Linked DNA regions of Mus musculus: region 2 is linked to region 1. The links are chromatin loops, found by intact Hi-C in ENCODE. Cell type or tissue: heart. All regions are shown on one strand. Region 1 holds the start of Med26 (mediator complex subunit 26). Region 2 overlaps Gm46043 (a long non-coding RNA gene).

Region 1 (2,500 bases):
AGTGTATCTTCAAAATGGGCTGCTTTCCAACTTGGAACCTGAGCTCCAAACACATGCCAGGAAGAGAGTGTATTTGAGAAGTATTTGTTCGTGTTCATTCTATTGGTGTAATGCAAAGCCTTCTGTCATGTGCAGAATCAAGAAACCAGCCATGATAAATTTATTTTCTGGGTGGGTGGGAGAAAAGGGCAGGGTCTTACTTACGTAGTCCTTGCTAATCTGGAACTCACTGTGCAGACCAAGCTGGCCTGGAACTCCAGTGAGCCTCCTGCCTCCCAAGCGTTGGAATTAAATGCCTGGTTCCTCACCTCCCCCAGTACCCCCCCCCCGAAGTATGACAAATTTAAAATTAACAGGTGTTGAGCAGCTCTCAGAAGTACATGTGGTTTTCATTACCTGTTTCCCTTCCGTTTCATGTCTGGATTTTTAAGGTTACAACACTACACGAAGTTATTTCTCCCGAGGCCACTTTCGTATAGTGCACTAAACTCGGAGCCCGCCCTCCATCTGTCCAGTTGTAGGGGTCACCGAAGGACGGAGGACCGCAGCCTTTATACTTGACTTCCTTCGTTTCTTGGTTTGACTTAAAACTCCAGGTGACCTTGGTGCTTCCCTTCCTCCCCCGTGAGGCGTTCCTGTTTTCCATCACCTGAGATGCAAAGGCGGGGTCGCTCCGTCCCCTCGGAACGCCAAGGGGAAGATGCTGGGCGACGGTTCCGCATCCTGCTGTTCAGACACAGGCTGGCCACCTCCAGCCCCCCCCGCCCCCCCCCCGCCTCTAGGAAGGCGACAAAAGCGGTGCTTCCTCTTGAGTTCCAGCCCCGCACGGATGCAGACCCGAGGTGTCAGCGTCGCGCAGGCCTTGCAGACTTGCGTCCTCTGCAGAGGTGGCAGCTCCCAGACGTGACCTTAGGTCCCCGCAGCACGCGGGTCACATGGGGACACGCACTGCCCTGCAGACCCGCGCCTGGGGCCTCTGCAGCGGAGAAGGCTGTGCGGAGCTCCTCCGAGCTCCTCGAGGCACGAGTCTAAACGCAGGGAACCGCTGCCTTCCTCAGATTACCTATGGCCGCTCCAATCCTCTGGTTTCTAAACGCAGGAGGCCCTCATCCGGGGGAGGGTCTTTCCATTCCGCAACCCCAAAGCAGTCAGAAGATAGAGTCGGTGTTCCAGGACTTGAAGGGTGCGCTTCCGTTAGGAAGCCCATCCCTCCAGTCCCGAGTGGGCGTGGCCTTCAGATAGCGTCCGTTGCCACGCCCAACTGCCTCCCAACGGCCCTCTGTGTCGGACCTCGGAACCAGGCGGCAGGACCTGCTAATTGCGCCTGCGCGCGCGTGCGCACAATCAATAGGAGGGGCTCACGAGCCGGACCCTCCCAAACCCGGCGTCTCCACCCGCCCCATCTCCCAACCTCCTCAGCGTGGCGCCGACGCTGCGTGCGGCGCGGGTTACCCAGAGTGCTCAGCGCGGGGGGCAGCTCACTGGAGTTTGGTTCTCGAGGCGGCGGCGGCGGTGGTGGCGGAGGCTCCTCCGTCGGCTCCTCCTCCTCGCTCGGCGGTGGCGGCGGTGGTCCGGGGCCTGAGCTCCGGTCCCCTCCGCTTCCCTCCGTCCTCGCCATCTCCCCGAGCGCCTTGACCTCCTCCGGCGCCGCGGGGAACATGCGGCTCCGTTCCCGGAGGCCGGCGAGTGACTGACCCGCGTTCCCCCTCCTCAGCCTGCCCGCCCGCCGGCCCGGCCGCTCCCCCCCGCTTCGCCCAGGCAATGACAGCGGCTCCGGCGTCTCCGCAGCAGATGAGGGACCGGCTGCTACAGGCCATCGACTCCCAGAGCAACGTAAGTGACTGCCTCGCGATCGGGGACCGAGGCCGCATGTGTCGAGACCCTCCCCCTCCGACGCGCCCCCGGCTAGGGGCTCTCTCCAGGCGGTGATCTGCCCGCCACAGCCACTGCCATCTCGGTCTCTCTTTCTCCTGGGTCCGGGGACCGCAGGCAAGGCGGATTGCCCGGCAGCTGAGGGTACCTGAGGCCGAGGCTTCACGCGGCCTGGACTGAGGGAGCGTTTGGAGCTTTGATCAGAGCTAGTTCTTCTCCGTTGTCCCAGCCCGACCGCCCTTGGTGGTCCCCACCGTGCCTCCTTGCCTCACCTCAACCCTGGGAACTGAGAACCCCCCGGGAAGGTCTCCCTGCCGGGGGCAAGGTGGGAAGCAACTAGTGTCTCCGCGATGACTAGAGTAGCCCGCGTCTCCGGAGTCTTGGCCTTTACTCCCCTTCGGTCTCCTGGCTGAACCTCCTTCTTGGCTAGGAGGGAACCCTAGGCCCGTTCTGCCCCCAGTCTGTCTACCTGTGATGCCTGGAGAGTCTCCTCTTTTTTCTGATAGTGGACAAACCTTTCCTGGGGTCTTTCTAGAAAAGACGACCCTGCAGAGAGTGGGATCCTTCCTGTCATCTTTCTTGGCCTAAATGCTCCATTGCGCATCTGACCAGAAGCTAAAGCATGGGA
Region 2 (2,500 bases), 130 kb after region 1:
TGTGTGTATATCTCTGTTTGTATTGTACTACATGCAGTTGCCCATTGAAGCCAGAAGAGAGCATCAGATCCTCTGGAGCAGGGGTGGGGGTGGTGGTGGTGGGTGGGGTGGTGGTGTTGTTTGTTTGTCATGGGTGCTGGAAAATGAACTCGGGTCCTCTGGGAGAGCAGCCAGTGAGTGCTCTTTACCACTGAGCCATCTCTCCCCAGCCCCTCTATTTTTCTTTTAAATCATTTTAAAGATTTATTTATATGTATAAGTGTTTTGTCTATGTAGTGGTTTGAATGAAAATGGCACCCATAGGTTCATATATTTAAATGTTAGGGAGTGGCACTATTTGAAAGGATTAGTGGGTATGTGGCCTTGTTGGAGGAAGTGTGTCACTGGCGGTGGGCTTTGAGGTTTCAAAAGCCCACACCAGGCCCAGTGTCTCTCTGGATTAGATATAAGTGCTCAGCTACTGCTTTAGGAACATGCTTTTCCTGCTGGTTACCATGCATCCTGCCATCATGGTCATTGACTCTAAGTCTCTGGAACTGTAAACTCCCTCCACCCTCACCCCGATAAACTCTCTTATACATTGCCTTGGCTGTGGTGTCTTATAGCAACAGAAAAGACACCAAGTGCTAGGATGACAGGTATGTGCCATGATACATGGCTATATTTCCTTAATCCACCCCCCTCCCCTTTTTTTAAGATAATGTTTCACCATGTAGTTCTGGCTAGCTTATAGCTCCTTATGTAGACCAGGTTGCCTACAAACACATGAGATCTGACTCTGCCTCCTTGAGGGCTGAGATTAAAGGCATGTGTTACCACACCTAGCTGGAAAAGTTTTTAAAATTTTTATGGGCTAGAGAGATGAGTCTGTGATTAAGGGCACTTGCTGCTTTCTCAGAGGATCTCCGTTCAATTCTCAATACCTACATCAGGCACTGGACAACCACTGATGCCCTCTTCTGGCCTCTGCAGGTGTCTGCACTTATGTACACAAACACACATACACAGAGCTTTTAAAACAAAGATTTGTGTTATGTGTATGGTGAGGCAGCTGGTCACACAGCATCCATTGTCCTGGCCTCCAGCACATGGAACAAGTGTGTGTGTGTGTGTGGGGGGGTCTTCCTTCCTCAGCTTAGTCTAGAAATTCACAGTTGTAACCCAGAGCTTTGTCTCCTATATGATTCTAGATCCTGTGCAGCTGGCAATCAGGATCAGTCACAACTACCTCAAGAAATCAAACACAGTGGGACTGAGTGTGGCGGTATATGTGTACCATGTTTCCCAGCACCTGTGTAGTGGTTTGAATGAGGATGTCCTAAGGGGCAGCAAGATAGCTCAGTGGGTAAAGATGCTTGCGGCCAAGGCTAACAACCTGAGTCCTATCTCTGTGACTCATGGTGGAAGGGGCCATCCAACACACAAATCTTTTAAGATGTAAGTTAAAATGTAACTTAAAAAAAAAAAAAAAGACAAAGAAATACCAGAGTAGGGGCTGGTGAGATGGCTCAGTGGGTAAGAGCACCCGACTGCTCTTCTGAAGGTTCGGAGTTCAAATCCCAGCAACCACATGGTGGCTCACAACCATCCTTAACAAGATCTGACTCCCTCTTCTGGATTGTCTGAAGATAGCTACAGTGTACTTACATATAATAAATAAATGAATCTTTAAAAAAAAAAAAAAAAAGAAATACCAGAGTAGCTGAAGATATAGTTAGTTGGTTAAGGGTGCTTGTTGCTTTTCCAGAGGACCCTAGTTCTGTTCCCACTCATATCGGGGGTTGGGGGCTCATAAGTGCTTTTAACTCCAGCTCAATGGCATCTAATAAACTCTTCTCTCTTGGGCAGGCATTGGCACGAGCACAGCAGGCATATACACATAAAAAAACAACAAAAAACACCAGATGTCAGGCTACACCCACATCTGCAAGCAATCAGAACCCAAATCTGTTTAACAAGCATACTGAGTGGTACTAACACTGCATATGGCCCAAGTTAGACTTGAGCACCATGGTACTTTGTTGTGTGCCACTGTCTCCATTTCCCCGGGAAAAGTTCAGCAAACCCTAGGCATTAGTAGAGGCTACTAGAGTGGAGAAGTTAAGACGGTGCCTGGGTTTAGCCAAGCTCCGATTCACAGACCCAGACTGGAAAGTGCAGGGAGCTGGAGTGCAGCGGTCTGGAAGGGAGCCCTACCTATCCCTTGGGTTCCCTGCCTCACAGGAGCCTCCAAAGCCAGGGGCTCGGTTTGCCCACTCCAATCAGGAGATGCACACGAGGCCCTCCCCACCCCCACAGACCGACTAGCCCGCCCACTCTCGGCCCACTAAACTTACGAGGCTCCGAACCTTCTAGTCACGCTGTGCTTTAGGCTAGGCTCTCTAAATCACCCGGTACGGCCAACTCTGGTAAGGCTATGCGACAGAGCCTTCCCCATAAAGGCTCCGCCTCCAGCCAGAACTGCCCCGCCCTCTCCACTGTGATCGAGGCTCCGCCCTCT

What was found. Peaks named below come from ENCODE experiments on the same cell type or tissue, not always from the same donor. Only the 100,000 strongest peaks of a DNase experiment are listed, where the experiment ranks them.
Region 2: it touches region 1 in a loop (2.3-fold over the local background); 6 of 42 quality-filtered maps call a loop at or near these places.

The regions. Positions count from the first base shown.
Region 1 is chr8:72,547,228-72,549,727 of GRCm38, reverse strand. It overlaps Med26 (mediator complex subunit 26), which reads left to right and starts at 1,418. Exons shown (of 3, transcript NM_027485.4): 1 at 1,418-1,833. The coding sequence starts at 1,762. In heart, no CTCF peak of the experiment used is centred here; DNase peaks (open chromatin) are centred at 1,327 and 2,197; H3K4me3 peaks cover 2,500 bases; H3K27ac peaks cover 2,500 bases.
Region 2 is chr8:72,421,617-72,424,116 of GRCm38, reverse strand. It overlaps Gm46043 (a long non-coding RNA gene), which reads right to left. Exons shown (of 3, transcript XR_001778581.2): 1 at 2,337-2,500. Among named protein-coding and RNA genes, the nearest start is that of Eps15l1, 1.4 kb to the right of the region's middle. In heart, a CTCF peak has its summit at 972 (motif pointing left); no DNase peak of the experiment used is centred here; H3K4me3 peaks cover 781 bases; H3K27ac peaks cover 745 bases.